6 separate regions of the Mus musculus genome follow, and all the other regions are linked to region 4. Evidence: chromatin loops called from intact Hi-C (ENCODE). Cell type or tissue: left cerebral cortex. All regions are shown on one strand. Region 1 holds the start of Gm40981 (a long non-coding RNA gene). Region 2 holds the start of Hsd17b3 (hydroxysteroid (17-beta) dehydrogenase 3). Region 3 holds the start of Gm30950 (a long non-coding RNA gene). Region 4 has its middle 20 kb from the start of Gm30999. Region 5 has its middle 2.6 kb from the start of Ptch1. Region 6 overlaps Ercc6l2 (excision repair cross-complementing rodent repair deficiency, complementation group 6 like 2).

Region 1 (4,000 bases), 1.1 Mb before region 4:
CATAGAGTTAGGGCTTTACTGAAGGACTCCTCCTTGGGGAGGGGTCACTGAGCCTATGCTGTGCTGTTACTCTCAGTGGCTCTTTGCCATGTCCCAGACAGTATGGCCTTGTGCTGTGTCTTGCCTCCTGGTGTTTTGGCTCTTCTCCAGGGTCTTGGTTTTTCCCTCTGCAATGGAAAATCAACACTTTAATTCTAGCTTGGGCTCTCCCTTCTAGAAGACCTGGGTTTAAAACAGTGATTTTTTTTTTTTTTTTTACTTTCCCAGTTAGTAAAATGTATAGAAATGGTTTGTTGGGTCATGAAGAAAACAATTAGCATAATAACATACTCAGAAAAGCTGTATCCAAACACAGATAATGATCTAGGAAGGTCTGTGAATCCAGAATGTGAGTCTGTGTAGATCAAATAAGTACTCATGCCACCTGAGAAACAAAACAAAAAAAAAAAGATGTAGGCCTCAGTTCCTAGTACGTGGTTCAGGGAAACTTTATCAAACTCCTGTCTTATTCACACACACACATACAGCCCCACAGGGTCTATTAGAACAATTCAGGTTTTTTTTAAACAAGCACAAAAGGAAGGTTTGTACTCTGTAATGTTCCTAAAACCCTGACAACATCATGCAAACTTCCACTTGTAGTCAAAACATATAACTTGTTTTGCTGTGGGGATCTTATTTTTAAAAAAAGCTGAAATTTATGCACATTATATCTAAAGTATTCACAAAATAAATTTCCTTTATAAAACATTTCTATGGCCATCGTATAAAAACAGTGGCTTTCAATGTTGGAAGGCCATTTCTACCACACATGCATGAACAGGTCTTTGGGTGAAAAGGCCTGTGTCTAAAGTATGAATCCTTATACATGCCAGCCTGGGTTATATGGAGCAAGTCACCACACTGGGGACCATCTTTGCAGAGCAAGGCAAAGATAACATGGTTGAGTTTCCTTTGTAGCATGGCACACAGAGTAGGTATCTTCTGAGGTCATAGCAAGATGGAAAGAGATGGACTAGACAAAGCATCCCCTTCATCCGCCTAGCCTTGAAGAACACTTTGGGAAATGCTAAGGCACATGAGTGAGGGAGAGATACCATCAGTTTGTCACTGCTGATTTAAGAAGCTATGCTATCAATGGATGGACCTGGAGGGCATCATCCTGAGTGAGGTAACCCAATCACAAAGGAACTCGCACAATATGTACTCACTGATAAGTGGATATTAGCCCAGAAACTTAGGATACCCAAGATATAAGATACAATTTGCTAAACACATGAAATTCAAGAAGAACGAAGACCAAAGTGTGGACACTTTGCCCCTTCTTAGAAATGGGAACAAAACACCCATGGAAGGAGTTACAGAAACAAAATTTGGAACTGTGACGAAAGGATGGACCATCTAGTGATTGCCATATGCAGGGATCCATCCCATAATCAGCTTCCAAACGCTGACACCATTGCATACACTAGCAAGATTTTGCTGAAAGGACCCAGATATAACTGTCTCTTGTGAGACTATGCCGGGGCCTAGCAAACACAGAAGTGGATGATCACAATCAGCTATTGGATGGATCACAGGGCCCCCAATGGAGGAGCTAGAGAAATTACCCAAGGAGCTAAAGGGAACTGCAACCCTATAGGTGGAACAACAATATGAACTAACCAGTACCCCGGAGCTCTTGTCTCTAGCTGCATATGTATCAAAAAATGGCCTAGTCGGCCATCACTACAAAGAGAGGCCCATTGGACTTGCAAACTTTATATGCCCCAGTACAGGGGAACCCCAGGGCCAAAAAGGGGAGTGGGTGGGTAGGGGATTGGGGGGGTGGGTATGGGGGACTTTTGGGATAGCATTGAAAATGTAAACGAGGAAAATACCTAATAAAAAAATAAATTAAAAAAAAAAAAAAAGAAGCTATGCTATCAGACGATTTGTGCACATGGCTGCCGATGTGCTAGCCACAAGGGGGCGCTCCTGGGTAAGACACCTAGCTGGCCTCCCACAACAAAAAAAACCCAGCAAGGATCTTAACTCGGTATTTGGAAAAATGAATAAAACTGCATGTAAGGAACCCAGTTCCAGGCAATCTGTCATCAGTGTGTAGCAGTAAGAAAAACAAGCAGAATGTACACGGCCTCTGTCTTCACAAAATGAATGTAGACAGCTGGGAAGTTTGCTGTAAAGGAGGGTAATTTCAGAAAAGACTGTATTGTTGGTTGTAGGAAGTTTGCTCAAGTGACATCATACAATAAAATGTTCAGTACTTTGAAAGGCCTGATAAGTCAATAACTTTAGGTCCAAACTATTACTAATAGTTTGCTTATTCAAGGTCTGCGCAGATAGCCAAGATGTACTCCAAACAGCTCAGCCTTGTAGAGCGAGAACTTCACCAGAGTTAGGTGGGTTTTTTTCCTTTGCTTTTTGGTAAAAGGATCAACGACACGTTGTGGGGCATATGTAACACTGGTGCCCAAATATTGCAAGGGATTACGAAGAAAATACATCCAGGGATAGACACAAATCAAGAACAGATTGAGCTAGGCATGGTTTAAGCCACCCTTAAACAGATTAAGCAGGGCTCACACCTATAAATCCAGCACCTGGGAGACAAAAGCAAGATGATTTGTGCAGTTTCAAGGCCAGCCTGTCTAGATGGTGAGTTCTAGGCTAGCCAACAAGACCTTGTCTCGAAAAATAGATAATAGACAGACAAGACCCCCATCTGTTCATCCCATCTCTCTAGCTTCAGCGGCCCAACATACTGCTTTTGAACAGGATTCTATCAATACCTTAATGATCAGGGTGCCAGGAGATGCCATGAGGGGGAAATCTTGCCCGAATCTCTTAAAATTTATGATAAAGTCACCAAATACCTGCCACTCACAAGCCCTGTGCTGTTCTAAATCACGACAAATAAAAGAAAATCAAATGGGGACCTTTACCTATTGACTTGATTCATAGCCAGATATCTTAAACCTTCACACACACACTAAAATTGCAAAAACATTAACCCTGCCACCAGCATGAAAAAGATGTCCCTACCCTAGCTCCATGTTCATTTGACTGGCAAGTTTTATGATGATCCAAATGTGATCACATTTAGTAGGAATATTTAACTTCAATATGTATATATATTACACATTGTAATGTGCTTAGCAGGTCATAAGCCAAGGAGCATAGCCTTTTATTAACCAATATTTTATTTAAATTGTGGTAATCTTTTCAACGTTCCTGAAATTGCCAATTGTTCCCACGTAAACTGTCACACATATAGAAAATAGTTCCAGGACTATCATTATTAGAGGTCGTGCTTTTCTCCTGGCTTCTCTTGGCCATGTGTGGAGGACTAGAACACCTGCAGTCTTGAAGCTACCTGGGGTCACTTGTTTTATTCCCAAACCCTAGACCTAGTTCTGAACATGAGTTTTTAAAACTTAGGGTTCAGATGATGAATTTCCATACAAATATAAAGCTAAGAGTCATTAATCAGAGGCTTGGTGGGCAGCAGCAGCTTTGAAGGTTTGGCTGGTGATGCAGGAAATCCCATAGCACAGGGTTATTCTCCCCTGCCCCCCCCCCGAAACTCTCCATAAGAAATACATTTATAACGCAGAATAGTGATGTATATGTGTATGTGTATAAATACACACACAGGAAACCAACCAAAGTTGCCCAAAATCGAAACTTTTCTCTCCCTGTCAAATATGCTTTCGTGTTTCTCTTATTTTTTTCATTCTGCTCATCTTCCAAAAAAAAAAAAAAAAAAAAAAAAAAAGGTTTGAGAGGCAGGGGAGATGGCTTAGCATTGAAAAGTGCTTGTGACTCTTACAGAGGACCAGGGTTCAGTTTCTAGCACTTACATGACAGCTCACATCCTCTGCAACTCCAGTTCCAGGGGATCTGATAACCTCTTCTGGCCTCCACAGGCATCCAGCATGCACACGGGACACAGACATATGCACAGGCAAACACCCGTACACCTAGAGTAAAATAAAAA
Region 2 (4,000 bases), 52 kb after region 4:
TGTACACACATGTGGTGTGTGTGAGAGTGTTTAAATGCTCATGGGCTCACATGTATGTGCAGGCTAGCCTAGCACGCATGTGGCTGCTTGTGCGTGTGGAGACCTGAAGTTTCCTTTTTAATCATTCTCCAATTAACTGACTTTGGCAACAACTCTCGCTGAACCCAGACCTCATTAATTGTCTAGTCTAGTTAATCAGTTTGCCGGGGGAAATCCCCTGTCTCAGCCTCCCCAGTGTTTTTGAAACAACGGCTATACTTGATACATCTAATCTACAGAAATAAATTTTGAATTAGTATGTTTCCTACTAGTATAGGATAAATAAAAGGGATTTATTTTCTTACTTATTTTGAGACAAGGTCTTATTATGTAGCCCTGGCTTTTTTGGAACTCACTATGTAGACCAGACTGGCCTTGAACTCACAGAGATCCTCCTGCCTCTGCCTCCCAAGTACTGGGATTAAAGGCGTGCGCCACCACATTGGTGGCTCACAATCACCTGTAACACCAGCTCAAAGGGATCTGATGCCCTCTTCTGGGTATGTAAGTGGCATACACATATAAACACACAAACATGAACACCTATAAAATAAACCTTTTTTTAAGTGTCTAAGGGATGGGATTATGATCTTTTTCAGTCTACTCTCATACTAAAGGTATTTTACTTTTTCATCTATTTTTTAAAGATTTATTTATTTATTATTATATGTAAGTACACCGTAGCTGTCTTCAGATGCACCAGAAGAGGGCGTCAGACCTCATCACAGGTGGTTGTGAGCCACCATGTGGTTGCTGGGATTTGAACTCAGGACCTTCGGAAGAGCAGTCAGTGCTCTTACCCGCTGAGCCACCTCTCCAGCCCCGGTATTTTACTTTTTAAATGAATGTCTATAATCTTTGTACACAGGAAAGTGTTGGGTAGGGTGGATGCTTATCACAAGGGAGGGATCGTTGCCTGGAGGGTAGCTTCAAAGCTAGGCTGGTGGAACTCACCTGTAGTCTCAGCTACCTAGAAAGCTACCTAGATCCATTTGAGGTCAGCCTGTGAGACATGGCAAGAACCGGTCTCCAAAATCCATACCACAAAAAGGAGCCACCTCACCTCAAATGAATAGGCTTTCCCGATGCCATCGCCTGCTCCGGTAATCACTGAAAGAAACAGTGGCAGCCTTGAAACAAGAGGACACATCTTCAAGCCTCTCTCTCGCAGTCTCTTGTATATCTCTGTCTAGAATGCTCAATACCACAAAGCCACGTTGCTCCACTCCAAGGTTTCCAGCCTTTGGTAACCTGGTTAGAACACTGCAAGTGAAGGGTGAAGGGCTTTTCTGTTTTGTCTTTGGGGTGTGTGTGTGTGTGTAGGTGGGGGTGTGTGTGCGCGCTTTTGGAGGGATCTGTGAGTCTAGAAAACACACTATGAAATGTAGCCAAGCACTAAGCCAACAAGTATTTTATCCAGGCTTGGGGCAGTACAACCTTAGCAACTCAAGGGCAAGCATGTACACTGTCATTGCTTCATTCCTGCCCATTGCTCACCCTAAGAACACCTCAGGGTTCCTTCTGAGAAGTGCAATCTGGCCCCTCCCCTCCTTCACCCCATAGGTCCGTGGCCCTCAATGCCTTGGAAGATAGGGAACCTGGCAAAGAGGATACAGGAATGTGTATGGGGGATGCAGGGACCTGAGGACCTTGGATAGTTAGCCCCCAATACCACTATCTACTAGTACCCAACAATTTCATAGGCTTTCAAGCCCTTCGTTTCCAAAATTGGAGACAGACGACCACAATTACAAGTTTCACAAGTCACCACAAATATACCTACCTGCAGCTGACCTTGGCACCAAGCATTAAAGGGCACACATTTTTTTTTAGACACAGTTTTTAAAATGTTCATTAAAACCCACTATTTTTATTTAAAAATAACAAAAAGATTCACGTTTATTGAGCATAGATATCAGTATACTTTTTCTCTGGGTATCTTCCAGCCTTGTTCCCAGAGTTTCCTGTTCTCTATGTGAAATCTGTTCCCTCCCTGGTTTGTCTGTTCCTGACGACATCGCATATTTCCTCATGGTTATCTTATTCATTCCTAACTCTCAAACAAGCTAACATTGTACCTCTCACTTTGAAGCCACAGAGTTTCTGGCTGCATCTTAACTGCTCTTTGGGGAGTGTTCTTAGAAGGGCTACGTGGGCAGCAGCTATGCAGAGTTCTAGCTGCACAGATACTCGGGCATTTCATGGGCGGCAGCTGTGCAGGGTTCTAGCTGCACAGATACTCGGGCATTTGACTGTGCCTGGTAGGGTATTCAGATCCAGAATACACAAGCTCAGTGGCTTAGTAAGTAATAAAAGCAGCAAACACACGTGTGTACATACCATATATTCATACACACGTATGTACACGTGTGCATACGCAGTGGAAGTGTAAGAAGCATCCGTTAGAAATCCATGGGTCCATCCTAAACAATTCTCATATGGTCATTAAAAAAAAAAAAATCCATGAGAAAGTTTACAAAGTTGCCAAGTTTAGTGAATAGAGGCACAGAATGCATTTTTAAAAAAATAAATTAACATTTGGATTAAAAAATTTTTTGAAACTCCCTTTAATAAAATGTAAGCACACCAGCCAAGAGTTTAGAAATCTGGAAATCTATAGGTGAGAACTCGGTACCTCTGCCTGGTTTATTATTGGTATTATTAGAAAGACTCCAAAAAGAAGTAAATCTAGCAAAGCAACAGACACGAGGGAAACCTGGGGGGCAGTCCCCTTCCCCATCTCCTGATCCATACCTTGATTTTCCAGACAGTTCTAGTTCCACACATGCTGTCTAGTCACACCATTACATGTTGTGCGGAGTCACAGAGGCATTCTGAGACGTAAGAATAAGAGAATAAGACTGGGAGAATCTTCTTACCTGCCCATTGTCCCATTGATCGCAGGAAAGAGCTTGGCAAAGCCTTGCAGAACCTCAGAAAAAGGTGCTGCGAGAACCTCATGCACTTCACCAGGCAAACCAGGCCCACGAAGAGCCCTGCAGCAATGAAGAGCTTCTCCATGGCCTCCTCTGGAGCTGTCTTGCTGGAGATGCTGCTGGACCTGGTCTTTATCCCCGTGTGATTCCCAGGGCAAGTGGCCTGGGTGCCCGCCAGATCTCCTCTGAGGAGGCTCTGGGTGTGTTCCATGTATCTGGGAGCATTTAGATTAGAGGAACTTCTTTATGTAACCTTGTGATTCGCAGGCATCTGAATCAAGTATTCTTAATAATATCTTTACAGCATGGTTAGGGCTTCTGTGGCTGTGGAGGTACTGGGTAAAGAAGACAGTAGACTTGAAGACAAGTGAAACCCAGAGAGAGGAAACAGAGCACTCTGGGAGTCTCCAAAGAGACTTGGTCTTGTGACTTGATCTCCAAAGGAGGTCTCTGCATTAAAAGCCTGATCCCCTGCGTGGTGGGGATGTGGGAGGCGATGGAGCCTGTGGGAAGTCCTGCAGTCCCATGGGAAGGCAGTGTTCAGAGGAAAACACTGGCCACTTGGAAAGAGTCTTTCCTTACTAATGTCAAAAGCTACACCATAAAGTCTCACCCAGCATGACTGGCAAAACAAGGACAACATCAGTAGGCATTGCCAAAGTAAGCCTGGGATAGTCCACTAGGCCTCAACCCTACACAAGAACTATAAGCAACTAATAAGGACTCTTCCCCAGGGAAGAGCACACCAATTGATTATCTAATACCAAATGGTCAGCCCTGAAAACATACAAACAAAAAAAATTATACAAACTAAGATATATATATATATATATACACACACACACATGTATATGTATGTATGTATATATATATACATGTATATGTATGTATATATATACATGTATATGTATGTATATGGATAGATATAGATAGATAGATAGATAGATAGATAGATAGATAGATAGATAGATATTAAAGTCACCATTGCAAACACCTGAGCTTGAGCTAATCATTTTAGTAAATTG
Region 3 (4,000 bases), 110 kb before region 4:
CTTCTCTCTCTCTCTCTCTCTCTCTCTCTCTCTCTCTCTCTCTCTCTCTCTCTCTCTCTCTCAAGGGCAAAAGGGGAGAGAGGGAGAATGGAGGGGAGTGGTAAATGAGGGGAGAGGGAGGAAGGTGACCAAGAGCAAGCTCGAGTGCTCCTGGTGCTAGCAATACTGGGTCTGTAAGCAAACCTCTTCCTTCCTTCCTTCCTTCCTTCCTTCCTTCCTTCCTTCCTTCCTTCCTTCCTTCCTTCCTTCCTGTTCCTTTGTTCCTTCCTTCCTTCCCTCTCCTTCCCTCCCTCCTTCCCTCTCCTTCCTTCCTTCCCTCTCCTTCCCTCCCTCCATCTCTCTCTTCCTCCCCTTCCCTCCCTCCCTTCCTCCCTCCCTCTCTCCTTCCTTCCATGGTAGGTCTCATTCTCTGGAGGGTGATTTATATCCATGAAAACTTTTGCCCACAGTCACAAACCCATGTTACAAAGCCAGTTACAAAGTCAGCAGTGATAAGAATTCTCTTTCCTGTGCTGAAATGGAACTTGCACACCGTGAAGCCTTCTCCAGAGTGGCAGCGGTAAGCAGGTAGGACACCCTGACAGAAGCACCTCTCACAAAGGCTGCACAACCACAGGCAGAAGTGTGGTGTTCTACCTCCCAAACTCCTCCATCCTCAACCCCTGAGCTTTGAAAGAAGCTAAAGTTAGAATCAGTCTCCTACTGTATCCAAAGCTATCTTGAGAGTGAGAGCTTACCTACTTCTTGGAGGGGTCAGTCCTTGAAGAAGGAACACACTCTCGCATGGCTGATTGGACACCACCAACAAGATGGTTCTGTAGTCTGCTGTGTCTATTTGGAATCCTGAAAGTGTGATTGTATCCCTGGGGTCAGAACTTGGTCTCAGGATTGATGAGGGTCACTTCATACTTGTGTGTGTGTGTGTGTGTGTGTGTGTGTGTGTGTGTGTGTGTGTGTGTTGGGTGTGAACCCCACAGCCCATTTGGTAGGTAAGTACTGTCTCACTAAACTAGTTGCTCAGCTGGAGTGTCACCCATCCCTAGCAGAATGTAAACCAGCTAGCCAGCAAAGCTTTTGCTTGGTATCTTTGCGAAGGGAGGCCATGTGTGTTCATTAGGCAGTTGACTTTGGGGGACAACGGGAAGCATCCACCAGATCAAAGGGAGGTGGGAAGAGGAGACAAAGGTGAGTGTGAAAATGTCAGAAGCACGGATCAGCGCCTAGAAGGCACATGCTGAAACTCCCAGGTTCTTACTAGATGAAGGACATGCATGGATAGTGGCTGAAATAGACAGCTTAGTTATTAAGAAAGGGGAAGGTACTCTCTGGAATGTAGGCCAGAGCCCAGAGGTTTAGAAGCTCGGGTTCACTAGAGGCTCAACCCTTTATGGGTCATTCTTGCTCACTCACAGGTCTCAGGCTTTTCTCCTGCTCTCTCCTTATGCATGGCTGTTGTCTGTCCTTTATCTATCTACCGCCGCTTTCTCCCACATGCTAATCTTCATACCTTCCTCTTCCTGCCTTATTCTCCTGCCACCAAACCAGAAGGGCTTGTTGGATGGGAAAGTAAAAGGGTCACACACATTAGGTACTGTGAAGAAAAGCGAACCAGCATAGAGTGCCCTGCTGGATCCTGGCAGAAGGTGGACCTGAAGGCGAGGTGCTTATGCAGAAGGGATGTGTGAAGGAGACTGACAGGAAGTGTGGACATTGATCAGATGCAAGGGGGAGAGGTTGGAAGCTTGTTGCAGAACAGCAAAAGGACCCTTGAGAGGCAGGAAGCCTCTCTCTTCAGAGCTGGAAAGAATTCTCTCAGCTGCTTCATGGTACAGTTCTCTGATGCTCTGCTGGCCCCTACAGGAATGCATTATAAGAAATATGAGTGTAGCAGATATCCACAGCCATACTGTGCTTCTGAGTTCCCACATACCGGCCAAGCTAAACTGCTACCTGCCCCTTCTATGGTGCTGAAAGATCCCCATGTGGGAGAGCCACAGAGTGTGACAGATGGTAGCCAACTGTTCTGGGCCATGCTCCCAGGCAAAGTGCTTTGTGCTTTGAAAAAATCTCTAACTGCAAGTAAGGTTCACCAAACGTTCAAGTGAGAGAGAGAGAGAGAGAGAGAGAGAGAGAGAGAGAGAGAGAGAGAGAGCCAGCAGAGAGGACAGGAGCAATTATAACTGCTCATCTGAGAAGGCTGTTCCTTAAGGGGCACAGAATCTGCTGTTGCTCTAAAAACATTAGCCAACATTTATGTGTGACAAGTTACCTCTAGCTGGGGTAGCTTTAAGCATATTCCAGTTAACTTGCTTCATGCTCACCCAGACCTCCAAAGTTAGCTTTTTTTTCCATGTTCCAAATGAGGAAACTAGGGCATAAATTGATTTAATGACTTCCTCAAGGTCATACTGAGAGTAGATACTTAGTTATCTGTTATTGCCAACACGATTGCTACACAGTTAGCAGCTTAACCAACCCTCTGCCCTTATCTCCCAGGGTCTGAGAATCAGAATCTAAAGAATCTAGCTTAGGGCCTCTCAGGAGCTGCAGTCCAGTGGTCAGGCAGCACTGAAGTTTCATCTGGGACACCAGCAGGAAAGGATCTGTGGCTGTCGGCAGATGGCTATTCCTGCAGTCGTGTTAGAGTGACAGCCTCAGGACCCAGTGACTGTTGGCCAGAGGCCTCCTTGGCCTCTTGCTTTTGGGTCTCTATGTGATCACTTACAAATACCACCTGTGTCCTCAGAGCCAGTTAAAGAGGGCACCTGCTCTAAGGAAAGCCAGTCTTGCGCACCGCCATTGTGCACATGGCAGCTCATCATAGTTGCTGTGTTGATTTATAAGAAGCAACAAAGCCCCGTGCATGCTCGGGAACAGACAGTACTGGGGAGCCACGGTCTCTGTAAAGGCTCCTCTGAATCTGCCAGATAATGGCCTGTATCCGAACCCAGACAGCTTGGCTTCAAAGCCCTGCATCACTAAGTTTGCTTTAGCCTTGGCAAACACCCGATAATGGTGCCTTACGGGAGAACAGGTTTGTTCTGGTCTGTTATGTGGAGCGGCTTTCGCCTTCAGTCCGTAGTAGTGCAGTAGGTGTGGTGACAGGAGCTCGATGCAGCTGCTCACGTTTTGTCCCCAGAGACTAGAATGAAAAAAGATGAATACAGGGGCCAGGCTGCCTTCTCCTCTTTGCATAGTCCAGGAACCAAGCCTATGGGACAATACTGCCTACCTTAGAGTGAGTTTCTTGCTTCAATTATTCCAGCTTACAATCTACCTCACAAGCATGCCGTTCATTTGTTCCCATGGTGATTCTAGAGCCTGTCAAGCTGGCAATCAATATAAACCAGCACAGCCTCCGGAGCTAACCATTGTGCTCCCCGGTAGCTCTAGTGTTCCATTGCTGTGAGAAATTAGCCAAGGCAAAGGATTCATGGAGGGAAGGGTTTGTTCCAGTTTCAGAGGTTTCAGTCCACGGCGACTTGACTGTCATTGTTTTGCAGCGGTGAAGAGGGAGTTCATTTTCTGGGGAGCATGGGATAGAGAAAACCGCTCATATCGTGGTGTCCAGGAAACAAAAGGGCCCCGACACCCCCTTCAAAGGACCTCCAGTGACTAACTCTCTTCCACTGGACTCTACCTCCTGTGCTTAAGGAGAGGCAGAAACATACTACACAGCGTATGCTGGTTAGCATAATAATATAACATGGCATTCGGAAGTGAGGGATGTTGCATGGTTGTGGTTTAAGTATGGAGTGCCCACCAGCTCATGGTACTGCTCTGGAAAGCTGTGGAACCTTCAGGAGGTGGAGTCTCACTGAGACAGTGGGTCAGTGGGGCTGAAGTGGTATGGTTTTATAACCGGGTCCTTCTGTCTGTCTTCTGTCCGCTTTCCTGACTGCTGGCACAGTGCGACCAGTCGCCTCATGCTCCTTCAGGCGCGCCTTCCCTGCCATATTAACTGTAAGCCACCACAGATAAGAGAGAAGTAGTTAGTACA
Region 4 (4,000 bases):
AAGAAATTGTCCAATGTGGGAACAAGAGTTTTTTCAGAAAATGGCACAAGCTCTGAAAGAAATGGAATCGTGATGTAGGAGAGAACCCAGCGCCTCCTGGGATACCCAGGAAAAAAGTGGTTTTTTTAAGAGTCTGTGAGCTGAGACCTGAATGACAAGTAGTGGCTGCCATGTGAATTTGGGACAGGAGTGTTCCAGGTAAAATAATAAGCAGATACAAAGGCCCTAAGGTGAAAATGTGCAGGTCCCTGAAGTACACCAGGGCCAGTGCCCTTGGAGAGGGATGACTGATGGAAGCGAATCTGTGAGGGACAGTGTTGCTCAAGTGTGGAAGTCCAGCATATACTCAGTGCGATTGTCTCCTTTGTTCAGCGATGTCCACACACTCCCAAGCTTCTTGCACTGAAGTCATAGGGGAGTTACATAAGTCAGAAAGTCCATTCGGATCACAGAGGGAAGAGAGGACAAGGGCAAAGAAGAGAACTTCATCTGGAACCCATGGAAAAGCTTGTGGAGTGTTCTAGACAAGGGTGGCTAGCTTGAACCTCATTTATTCTTGTTTACACTGCATGTCCACAAGCATGCATGTTTACTCACAGAAGTCAGATAGGACGTAGAATCCTCTGGAATTGAAACTACAGGTAGTTGTGAGCTGCCAGACATAGGTTCTGGGAACAGAACCTGGTTCTTTTAGAAGAGCAACAAGCACTCTTAGCCAATGAGACATTTCTTCAGTCCTCCAAAAATTTCTGGTTTTTAGAAAGAAAATGTGGCTATAGCCACAGCCCTCTTAACAGTTCATGGGCTAGTTCTGCCATCGTGCAGAGCCTGCTACAGTGAGGGAGTTGGGGGGTCGGGAGAGTGTAAGGGAAAAAGCATAGTTGCCTGCCCTCCAAGCTGTCAGAGTCCCAGACACCACGATCAGCCACCTCTGGGATTTTGCTGAAAGATAAACACTGATAAGGCCTGCAGGTCATCCCCAGCAGCCAAGGCCCCCAAGCTCGCTGAGAGGAGGTGGTGCTCCCAGAGCTGAGTCGACAGAAGCCAGGACTGCACGTGCTTCCCTTCAGAGGGAAGCTGCGGCTGGCCACCCACCCTGGGTCTGCGCTGCCCCAGGATGGATCCCCCCCAGAGGGAAAGCATTGTTTGTGTCCTTCTCTGAGAGGCCAGGAGGTCAGGGACAAAAAGTCTCCGGCAGACTGACAGGTTTGGGGTTGCATCTACACAGAACTGTGGCAGAATTTCAATCTCCATTAGCAAAAAAACAAAAAACAAAGCAAAACTATGCTACAAAAGCTACTAGTGAACACACCATGTCCGGGGCAGGGTAAACATTAGAAGTATGTCTGAATTTACCAGAACTGAGCAGTGCCTGCTGGGATGGGCAAGCCTTTGAAGTTAGCTTCTTACGGAGGAACAAACCAACAATAGTAGCAGCAACAACAAAACCCCACAGACTCTCTAAAACTAAATTACTAGAGTGATGTGGGCATCCCTCCAACCTGACCATAGTCGCCCTCCACTGCTATGGGCTCCATTCTACAGGCCTAACTAGCCAAGGATCAAAAATTTCACATTTGGGACTGCAGATGGAACTCAGTTGTTGGGGTGTGTGCTTAGCAGACACCAAGCCTTGTGGTTTGACCCCAGCACCACTTAAACAGCATGGAGTACACACCTGAAGTACCAACACTAAGGAGGAAGGTTTAGGAAGATCATAAGTTCAAAGCCATCCTTAGATAGTCAGCAAGTTTGAGGCCAGCCTGGGCTTCGTTAGAGCCCTGTATAAAACCAAAACAAGACAAAACAAAACAAACAAAAACCCTCAAAATGGCATATGTTTTAATATGTATACTTTAGTTTCTGAAAATCCAACATAACAACTTTTTAGGCAACATTTGGCTATTATATTCACGCTGAGCTACTTAGGGATGGTGGGGTGCACATCACACTTTTTATGAGGGGCAAAGTACACTCAGATTTTTATTTGAGGCCTGAGGTGGAGTGCCAGCCCGTGGATGACTCTCTTGCCAGCACTGAGGGATGATCATAATTTATGCTGAAACTGTCCACACAGGGCCTGTGACATGCCCCTCTAAAAACAGGATGAAGGTTAGGCATCCTTGTCTGACCCTAGAGAGACTGACCTAACAATGATGCCCATAATCAAACTCACAACCCTCTCAACAGTTTTTTGTTTTGTTTTGAGACAGGGTCTCAAGTAGCCCAGGCTGGCCTCAAATATGATTAGTAGCCAAGGATAAATTTGAACTTTTAATCCTCTAGAGTGCTTGGTGCATGGCGCTCAGTCTAGCGTTCGCACAGTGCAACACTGCCCTCTGGTGGTCAGTAGAAGACAACGGCCTGATACTTCAGGGACAGGTTCTCACCAGGGGTCCTCACTCTACCTCCTCTGCTCCTTAAACAATGTGGAGATTGAACTCTAAAGTCTGCCTTCCTGGAATGTCGGTGGGAGGTGGATTCTGGGCATCTGGTGATCCAGGAAGGCGATTCTGGTCGAGGAGCTCTAGGGGGTTTTCGTCTTGGTGTTTAGGCTTGGAAAGTCTAGTCTGTGATGCTGGGTAATCCTGAAAGGCTGATCCAGAAGCAAAGGAGGCAAAGAATTAAAACCTGTGCTGCCTATGAGACGGGACTTGTGCAAAAGCTGCACACATGGTGCTAATAACTACAACGAGAAGGACTGAGAACAAGAGTGACTGCCTGGTTTCATTGGGATTTTTCTCGTTTAGTGGGTAAAGGTGCTTGCACCAAGTCTGACCACCTGAATTCAGTTCCCAGAACCCACATGGTAGAAGTCCCAAAAGTTCTCTTTTGGCTTCTGCATGTTTGTGCGTGCACACTCAATAAACAAATGTTTAGAAAATAGAGGGAGTGTCTCCAAAAGCCCCATTCCCTTCCACTGCTCTTCAATCCAGCCCAGTCAGGCTCTGAAATCTCACCACTGCATTTTGGGTGTGAGGCACAGAGACACCCTAGTACTGTCTGGGCATAGCTCGAGGCCTAGACTAGACTGCTCTCAGCAATGAGGACTGGCAGAAGTCAAAGACAGATTCTGTCCTTCAGCTGAGCCCAGCTCTGGCCTCTGGAGAGTCCTTTCTCCTTCTGGTTTCTGACTTGTCACTGTCTCCTGCAAGCAGCCCTTCTCCATCGCAGTACATTCAGCCTGGCGTATCCTGGCTTTGCTATGCTCCCAGTTTGCAGAGGCTGTTCTCTGTTCAGTGTCCAGTCTCTCCATGTCCCATCCCCACATCCCGAATAGCACATCTATTCACCCCTCCTGATCTTCTGGAGTCAGCTCCTTGGGTCAGCCACTAACCTGCCGACTGGCTGCAGGTGTAAGGAGGAAATAGGAAGATGGAAAGGGTACATCCTTTGCTTGCATTTTGACTTTCTGAGCATTTTCTTGTTTTTTGTTTGTTTGTTTGTTTGTTTTTGGTTGGTTGGTTGGTTGGTTGGTTGGTTGGTTGGTTTTTTCGAGACAGGGTTTCTCTGTGTAGCCCTGGCTGTCCTGGACCTCATTTTGTAGACCAGGCTGGCCTTGAACTCAGAAATCCCCCTGCCTCTGCCTCCCAAGTGCTGGGATTAAAGGTATGCCCGGCTCCGGCAGCATTTTCTAAGGCAATGATTGCATTTGCATTTTCCTTGAACATAGAAGTTGCAGATGCACAGCCAGACTTCATGACCACGAGAGAGGGAGCTGAGCACCAACTTCCCAAAGTCCAGCATGCCTGTGAGAAGAGCCTCCTTAGAGATGGCAGATGGTGGCAGGTCTGCAGGAAGTCCTGACACGTGATGGCTGTGCATAGGGTGGTCTTACCATCCAGCTGCCCCCCTCCCCCCAAGAACCTCAGGAGTGTTTCCAAAGTGCCAGAGCTCAGAAACCAGGTTTCCCTCTGGGTTAAAGGTTTCCTCTCATTTAGGACCAAATCATAGAAACATGAAAAAGGCAGCTTGGGAATGTCAGCCTTTCCAAAATGCT
Region 5 (4,000 bases), 470 kb before region 4:
GTCAGATGGCTTGGGTTTCTGCAACGCGATTGGCTCTTGGAGGGCAGAAATTACTCAGCAAACATGACTATTATTAGCTGCTTAGCAACAGCTCACCAAAGTAGAGAGACCACCCAGGTAGGCAACCCCCGTGTGTGCATCCCAGGCTTGGGGGTGGGGGGGCGCTCGCTCAGCGCCAACCCTCTCGCATGCAATACTTCCATTAAGGAATGCTCCCCCCTCCTTTCTTTCTTATTTCTTTTCTTTTCAACAGTGTCTTCTTTTTCGAGACGCCTTTTGCGAGCGCGCGCGCACACACACACAGACACACATACACACGCACACACTCACACGTACAGGAGCATTTGCCTCGCAATAGACATGAGGGATAGGTAATATATTTTTTTAAGCGCTTAAACAATTTCTGAGATTCCTCAAAGAAAACCCTTTTAGAGGCACTTTGGCCTCAAGCTGCAGCAAATACTGGGAGGTCCGGCTTGAATTCCCAGGCCTGCACCAATAATGACAGGGTGGTGGATAGTGCGCCAGTGTGTGCCAATTTTTTTTTCTCCTCTTTTCTTTTATAACCAAAGGCAAGACTTAGACTCTCGCAGGGAACAACGCCTCGTATTAAGATAAACAAAATGGAAAGTTAAAGAGGCGAGCAAGGATGTTGGGAAAAGCCAGCCCTTTTAAAAACCCCTCTCACTCCTCTATCGCCCCCCTCCAATACACAATACAGTCCAATTTGAAAACGTCTATAAGGAGACTCCAGACAAGTCTGCTATTTTATTTGAATTTTTAATATATAAAAAGCAAATCTTTTCAGCAGGCCAGAGAAATGGAAATGAGAGATTTCCTGATATTTGGAATTCGTCTGGATCCTCATTAATTAATCACATTCTTAAAGTCAGTTTTAAACTTTAAAACAAAATAAAGCTCGATACACACCCTGTAACATTTAATAGCGTGACGTAGAAGAGAATAAAGGCTTTGATGTGGAATTCATTTTAAACAAATTGTTCATAGAGCGCTACGATTTGTCCTGATATTGTGTCCAGTGTCACCAAGACATTCAGGGGATTCACAACAACAAACAACAAGAAGAAGAAAAATGCGTAGTGGGGAGGGGAGTGAATGTTGGAGCCAGCAACAAATTAAACTGTCTACACAACTACGCTCTTTAAGAAAAAAAAAAAATAACACTTAAGAAAGCACATTCCATTCTCCAATAAGTTTTGAAGTTCCTCCTCCCCGCAGTAGACACCAGACCCAGAAACACGGGATTCTGCTACGTCCTATTATTTTTCTTTTCCGACTTGAACTGCAGAAGGAACCGGAGTAGTGAGGAGTCAAATGAACCCGTGAAATGGGGCAGTGTGGCTTTAAGATGCACACGGTGTGTGTTCATTGAAGAAAAAAAAAAAAAAAAAAAGAAGAAAGAAAAGGAAAGAAAGAAACCCAGATGGAGGGAAAGGGGGGGGAGGAGTGGGGGAGAAGGCGGAGCCTACTCCACCACGTGACCTGGACCGAGAGGCCCATGCGCGCACCCGCGTTAGTGCGCGTCCGCGCCCGCGCGTTCCTGTCTTCGGCCTGCTCGTGATGCGGACGCACAGGTAACAGGGTCCGCGCGCGAGGCCAGCACGCCCCAGCCCTCATCACAGTGCGCACAACCTTCCCTGGCCCCGGGCAGTGTGCGCGCCCTACCGCCGCGGACAGACGTGCCGGACACGCCGTAGTACATTCCTGAAGGCGGCCCGGCCCCCTCGCGTTGCCCAATGAACGCGCGGCTTCTCAGCTGCCAGCCAATGGCTGCGTTCCGGCCCTTCCATTCAGCGGCGCCGGCTGCGGTTAGACAGGGGCCGCGCAGGGGCGCGCGGCCACCGGCGGAGCACACGGCTTTTGGGGCTGGCGGTGGAGGGTGAGGTCTCCCCCACCCCCATCGCGTTGCGGTCCTTCATCGCTGCCCAGCCTGCCGCCCCTCTAGCCTCGTCTCCTTCCGGGCTTCCCTAGGACGCCTTGCCATCCTGAATCCCAAACCCGCAGAATTCGTGTGGTTCCTAAAGTGGGGTGATGAATCTGAGCGAACAGAGACCAAGTAGAAGCATTTGGGGGTGTTCACGGGGTAAAGAAGAGGACCTGGGTGTTAGGCCAGCTCGGAAATTCAAAACTTCTAACACCAGGGAGCACGTGATTTTTCGAAAGACTGACTTTCGGAAGAACTGAAAAATCCTGAAAAGGCATGCAGGGGAGGGGAAAGACACTAACTACCTTAACGTCGAGTAACGTGCTGGAAGCATGACTGTTAAGATAGTTGGTTGTCAGCATAAGGTAGAAAGGGGGTGAACTACTATTAAGCTTTCACATTTCATGCTCTTGGAAATTGGGCTGTTTTTTCGAAAGTTGAGGGTGATATCCCGAGTTCAAAGGTCAGCCTGGGTTTTTGTTTTGTTTTTAATTTGAAGCTGGTTGTGTGTATGGCATCGCTCTATAGACGTTGTCTTTTCAAATTCCTTACAGTATTTTACTCCTAAGCGTGTACTGTTTCCCTCTTCCAGCTTTTTACTTCTTGGGTTGCAGTATAGCTGTTTGGATTCTAGAATGAAACTTTAGCCCAGCTATGCAAAGCCTCTTCCACTCGGGCGCTTTTCCCTTGGTTTGACTTAATTCTTAAACGTTTTGAACATGGAACCCCGAGGTTTGCAGCGCTCTGCGACCCCTCGCCCGCTGTTTGATAGGTTAACTTTTCAGCATCCCAGACAATGGTCCTGACCTGTAAACTCTACCCGTAGGTTTCAGGACGCAACCCCCAGGCTCTCTCTAACAAGCGCTATCTTAATCTCCCCAGCCCCCACCCGCCGCTTCCCCTGTGGTCTGCTTTTTTCATAGAGATGAATTACTTTGGGGATCTAATTGGCCTTGTTTCTGTAACGTTTTAAGAAAGGGAAGAGGAGCCAGTCTAAAAAGACTGCTCGACTTGGGTGGTCAGGGCTGAGGCTGCCCCCAATTTGCCTCATTGCTGATGCATGTGAGTGTGACATTCCCAGCGATAATGTTGTTCCTAATCAATCTACCCTTATTTACATTTGTAAGCTTTGTCGGCTTTAATATGCATGCCCTGTGCAGGGGACCGCTGAGCCACACCGGGTTTGTTAACTTCCAGCTAACTGCAAGGATTCCACAGACCTGAGAGGCAGAGTGGAGGAGACAGGCCTGCTAAGGTGTCTGGCAATACAGTCCCTTTGAGGGTCTTTCTGCCTGGTGGCTCCCCAAATAACGGAGAGCTTAGGGCCTTGACCAGCAGGAGCTGCCAGTCTCTGTGAAGCCAGAGCTGAGTGACCATCCACTCTTCCAAAGGAAGTTCAATAGAAAATATAAACTGTCATTTTTCTTCCCATCATGACCCAGGACAGATTCCTTCAATGTTCTGGATTCCCTCGCTGTCTCCTCTCCTCTCTGTTCAGTGCTTCAGATATCCATAGCCCTACCACACACAACTCAGAAATGACATCAGATTGTCCAAGTGCTAGGATGACACTTGAGATAAAGCATCTGTCCTTTGAGTTAGGATGTTCCAATGGTTTGAAATTATTAGTGCCAAACATGTTGAGGTTTAACTTTTCACTGACTTCTCAGAACTCTAAGAGTCTTTAAGATCCTTTATCATGTAGCTCATTTCTGCAGCATATAGAGGTAAAGATGTTCCAGCCATTTGACCCTAGGCTTAGTCATAAAGTTCCCCCCCCCATTAAGTTCAGCAGCCTTTCAGAAATTCAAAGAATTGCAAATATGATACTAAATTCTACAGTATTTTTATTGCAAGGAGGGGATATAGAGAGGAAGTGGGTGTGATGCTTTGTGTATGGATATTACAAAGGTAGCAGAAAGATGGTGGAGGTGGGGATGTAGTGTTCTACATATGGATGGGTAGCCCCGGATACAGGACAGGAGTGATAGGATAGGGCCTGGGCAACTCTAAGGCAGCTTGGATAAGAGTTAAATCTTAAGCCAATCTGCCACC
Region 6 (4,000 bases), 140 kb before region 4:
TCTTAACGACCTCTTTAAAAGCCACGGGGAAGGTCCCACACAGCTGCCAAAGAATGTTCTTTCAGGACCTGTGGCAAAAGCAAAGCAGAAACCAAAAGATTTCTGGGACATCTTGAATGAGCAGAATGATGACAGTCTCAGCAAACTCACTGACTTGGCAGTGATAGAGACGCTGTGTACCAAAGCACCCAGTACCTCAGCCTCCAAAAGGAAAGATGAGCTGGAAGCTTCCCTTTGGAAAGCAAACGAGAAGTTTTTGTGGAAGACATTAAGCTCAGATGTTGACGATGAAAGCATAAGCAATACAGAGAGAGAGTAGGACATGGACGTGCCATTAACCTAGATATTGATGAGCTGCTGGCCCTGGCTATGGATGTTCATGTATGGGGCACACTGAACATTTGTTTACAAACTTGTGTATTAAATTATTGCTTTAGTATAATCTAAACAGCCTAGCATGTTATCATGGGTTCTTTCCCTAATATCTGTTTTAATCATTAACGCTCATGTATGTAGTTTATGTAGTACTGGAGGTCAAGCCCAGGACTTTATGCAAGCACTCTGGGCAACTGAGCTACATCTCCTGCCCCAGATTTGGTCTTCAGAACAAATGTAATTGTATCATATTGTAACGTGTCATAATATAACTATTATTAACTGGCATCTTCCCTCCTGTGTGAGTCCGTGGCCTTACGTGAGTGACTTGCCCATTCATTATCTGAAAGATAACCGACACACAGCCTTCCACTTTTAAACTCCAGAATGCCCCAAAGTCAAGTGGCAGCCACTGCCCTCTCCTCATTGGCATTGGGAACTTACTGTTTTCCTTCTTCCTTGGAATTATGTTCTATTACTATTAAATTATTTTAGATAAAAGTTATAATGAAGACTCAACAATTAGGACTCAATGTATGGCATTATGTTAAAAATGCTAATTTTTATAATCACTCAGAGTTTGTGTGCTGTGGTCTAAAGAAATGGGATTTTTATCTTTGCCCAGGATTCCGATGCCTTAACTTTTCACATTACTATGATTTAGTAAATATAAATAGATTTATAGCCTAACTTTGTATTTCTTAAGTAAAAGGAAATGAATAAACATTTGATTTTAATTGAAACCTCTTTCATCGAATTTAATATATATGGTTTACACACTCTGATTTATTCATTTAGTACCCCTTTCCCAGCTTCTCTGGTCTGTGATAGGTACGGCTATGTAGGTGACAGTGGTAAGAGCAGCAGTGTAGGTGACAGTGTGTTAAGTGACAGCTATATGTAAAGGCAAGGAGGTCCTATCTGTAAAGTTTCATGTTGTATAGCTCCTGGCATTGAGACTGGCACATTGAAGTGTCAGGCTAGTACCTGCCCACATTCAGCTGAGCTCACAGGACCATATAGGAACTATCTATTCAGAAAACAGCAGGCTCTCCAGGTCTGTCTCTCTCTGTCTCTGTCTCTCTCTCTCTCTCTCTCTCTCTCTCTCTCTCACACACACACACACACACACACAGGAATACTTTATTACTTTATTCTGTTACTACAAGAAACTCATGAACCTCTTACCATGTTGGAACACAGCATTTGAGGTAACTTGAATCTGTGTCCCAGGGCCGGCCATGGTCACTCACACTTGGCAGCTGGAGCATATAGGGGAGGGAGAGCTGTGTTTGCATGGGCAGAAATCAGTGCCCCGCCCCCCAGTAAAGCACTCCCACTGATGGAAACCAGAAGAAATGGGCTCCCGAGGGCTTCTCCAGTCTTTGGAGGCCTCTAGTCCCACACCACTCCCCGGGGAGCATGAAGGGGCCCTTTTAGTAGGGGAGCAGGCTTTGGATTAGCCAAACTAAGAACTGTTGACAGATTAACCTCTTGTGTATTTGGGGGTACACCCGGGTTGCGGAGTAAGTCAGAATCAGTCCAGAGATAGGTTTGACACTCAGTAGGCAGCTGACCATCCGAGGGTAGGCAAGGTGCAACTCCTGGGCTTTTCCTTTTCTGCCTGCAACAAGATGGACCACCGCCAAATGAGCTTGGCCGTACCCTGCGGACAAACTGCAGATACTGTGAGCCCCAAATGAGGACTTCTCTGTACTTCCGGTGGCTGGCAACTCCCGGAAAGGGGCCACAAAGCCTAGCGCTGCTCTCCCTCCCACTTGGCAGGACAGAGCATCTACCCTAAAAGAGAAGAATGGCTAATGGAATTATGCTTTGGCAGTAGCGACGGAAAACTCCTGAGCTCAAGCCAGTGGGGGGCGCGTTATCTGCCACCAGCCGAAAGCCAGGCGGCTTCCCGCATCCCTCACAGCGTGACGCCGTGGGTGGTCCAGCTTTGGTAGTGCAGGAGCTTAAAGAACTGAAGCCCTAAAGCAAGGGGACGCCGTATGTCAGCGATCCTGTGGAGTCCCTATAGTATCCTGGCAGGAGAGTGGGGATGGTCACCTAGTGCGGTGTCAGTCAAGAGACCAAGCGAGTATATGGACAGTCAATAGGCAGGAGCAGGTGGGGACCCCCACGGGGCACAGCTTGGCACAGTTGACTGGGCGAGTGCACCCCAGGCTTAAATGTTCTGAATCCTGGAGGCCAGAGGCGCCGGTTTCTGCTGTCTAAATCACTTTCAACTGATCCCCAACGCGCAGTCTTGGGAAGCTGCCAGACGAAGGCTCCCCCCTTCCCGCAAGCACCTAGACAGAGCTGCAAAGCAGAGCTAGGAAGGAAGTGGGAAACTGGCAGGGTGGAACTCCTGGCCGGTTCCAGGCTCCGTGTTAGCGAGGGCCGCGGGGACGCAGCCAGGCAAGCCTCACAAACACACAGCAGGCTGGCCCAGGAGGAAATCCGACTTAGCACCTTGGCGAACTCCACCTAAGATTCCCCGGCCAGCTGCCCCGGGAAGCGGCCCCCCACGTCCAGACGCACTCCCCCAAGCCGGTGCACGTCTTGCCCTTGCGCTTGTTGGACCTGCTGGCTGGGCCTCCAGTCCTTGGCCACACACCCTCTAGGACAGGCCCTGCGGTTGCCTTCACTGCCCTCCCACCTTCAAGCTTCCCTCAAAGCCAGAGCCTTCTGCCAAGCCTCCATTCCCAACCTGTTATCACGTCCTGGAGAAAATGTCTCTGAAATAGTTCCTGAATCCCACTGCCAAGAGCCTGAGTTTCTGTCCCTCCACCTCCCATCTGGATGCCTGCAGACTTCTCCCTGGGTTCCCAGGCTTCGGCCTCCTCCCTCTCTAATCCATTTTCCACACTGCATCCCCAAAGCCTGTTGAAACATAGGGACCTCCGCTGTAGTAAACCTCTCATTTCCTCTGTTAGGGAGGGTAAAGGGGATTGGGCTGGGGAATAACTACATCAGTTCACATTTATTGAGCATTTACTTAGTCGTTTGTTTAACATTTCAAGTGCTTTTCACATTTAATCTGCCCTAGACCTCTCCCGGGCAGGTGTTATCTGTTTTATTGAGGAAGAAACTTAGGCAGAGAGGCCACACAGCCCTGTATTGGCAATAGCTGCTCGGACTGTTTCTCTTCTACCTGAGAATCTCCCAGAAGCACCAGGTTCTAGTTAGTAAGTAGACCAGGCTATTAAATCAAACTAGCACAGTCCCCCACATTTGGCTTCTGAACACTAGAAGCCCAGGTCATTACATTATTCTTGACTAACAATGCCTAGGAGATACCTCATGACTGATGGAGACACTCTTCTGTCCCTCCTTCCAACACAAGCTCTTTAGAGCTCTCAACCCTCCTACCTGCTCCCCCACCCCCCATGTTTTTGCATCCCTGCCTGACAATCTCCGGCCATGTCCTCTGCTTGTAAAAGAGTCCTGATTCCTATTGTCTGGGAGGAGTGGGATTCCAGTCTTTAATTTGTGGCTGGGAAATCTAGAATCAACAGTGGGCCTTTTCCAGTCATCCTCCCACCCACCCTAAAAAAAAATGGTATCACTGAGTCCCTAGCCCTATTTTTCCCACCTAGGAGTTAACAAAGGCTCTATACCTTGCCTG

Evidence for each region. A loop is a pair of places that touch in the nucleus more often than their neighbours do. Peaks named below come from ENCODE experiments on the same cell type or tissue, not always from the same donor. Only the 100,000 strongest peaks of a DNase experiment are listed, where the experiment ranks them.
Region 1: a loop joins it to region 4, with 2.8 times the contacts of the local background. A loop is called at or near these places in 8 of 42 quality-filtered maps.
Region 2: it touches region 4 in a loop (2.3-fold over the local background); 8 of 42 quality-filtered maps call a loop at or near these places.
Region 3: a loop joins it to region 4, with 2.5 times the contacts of the local background. A loop is called at or near these places in 4 of 42 quality-filtered maps.
Region 5: it touches region 4 in a loop (2.1-fold over the local background); 9 of 42 quality-filtered maps call a loop at or near these places.
Region 6: it touches region 4 in a loop (4-fold over the local background); 3 of 42 quality-filtered maps call a loop at or near these places.

Annotation. Positions count from the first base shown.
Region 1 is chr13:62,917,833-62,921,832 of GRCm38, forward strand. It overlaps Gm40981 (a long non-coding RNA gene), which reads right to left and starts at 3. Exons shown (of 3, transcript XR_873589.1): 1 at 1-3. In left cerebral cortex, a CTCF peak has its summit at 1,976 (motif pointing right); DNase peaks (open chromatin) are centred at 76 and 2,012.
Region 2 is chr13:64,086,069-64,090,068 of GRCm38, forward strand. Hsd17b3 (hydroxysteroid (17-beta) dehydrogenase 3) reads right to left here and starts at 3,133. Exons shown (of 11, transcript NM_008291.3): 1 at 2,919-3,133; 2 at 1,103-1,149. The coding sequence starts at 3,060. In left cerebral cortex, no CTCF peak of the experiment used is centred here; a DNase peak (open chromatin) is centred at 2,184.
Region 3 is chr13:63,927,665-63,931,664 of GRCm38, forward strand. Gm30950 (a long non-coding RNA gene) reads left to right here and starts at 91. Exons shown (of 3, transcript XR_382567.2): 1 at 91-173; 2 at 450-567. In left cerebral cortex, a CTCF peak has its summit at 1,855; a DNase peak (open chromatin) is centred at 1,928.
Region 4 is chr13:64,034,195-64,038,194 of GRCm38, forward strand. No RefSeq gene overlaps it. Among named protein-coding and RNA genes, the nearest start is that of Gm30999, 20 kb to the right of the region's middle. In left cerebral cortex, a CTCF peak has its summit at 2,342 (motif pointing left); DNase peaks (open chromatin) are centred at 1,035 and 2,324.
Region 5 is chr13:63,566,328-63,570,327 of GRCm38, forward strand. It overlaps a transcript of Ptch1 not described here. Among named protein-coding and RNA genes, the nearest start is that of Ptch1, 2.6 kb to the left of the region's middle. RefSeq lists enhancers at 1-146, 2,455-3,516. In left cerebral cortex, a CTCF peak has its summit at 1,802; DNase peaks (open chromatin) are centred at 15, 472 and 1,657; H3K4me3 peaks cover 2,480 bases; H3K27ac peaks cover 2,193 bases.
Region 6 is chr13:63,899,185-63,903,184 of GRCm38, forward strand. Ercc6l2 (excision repair cross-complementing rodent repair deficiency, complementation group 6 like 2) reads left to right here. Exons shown (of 19, transcript NM_001013608.3): 19 at 1-1,118. The coding sequence ends at 319. Gm46423 (a long non-coding RNA gene) reads right to left here. Exons shown (of 3, transcript XR_001780983.2): 2 at 1,867-1,999; 3 at 1,575-1,637. Among named protein-coding and RNA genes, the nearest start is that of Gm46423, 5.5 kb to the right of the region's middle. In left cerebral cortex, a CTCF peak has its summit at 2,237 (motif pointing right); DNase peaks (open chromatin) are centred at 2,210, 2,676 and 3,090; H3K4me3 peaks cover 979 bases; H3K27ac peaks cover 705 bases.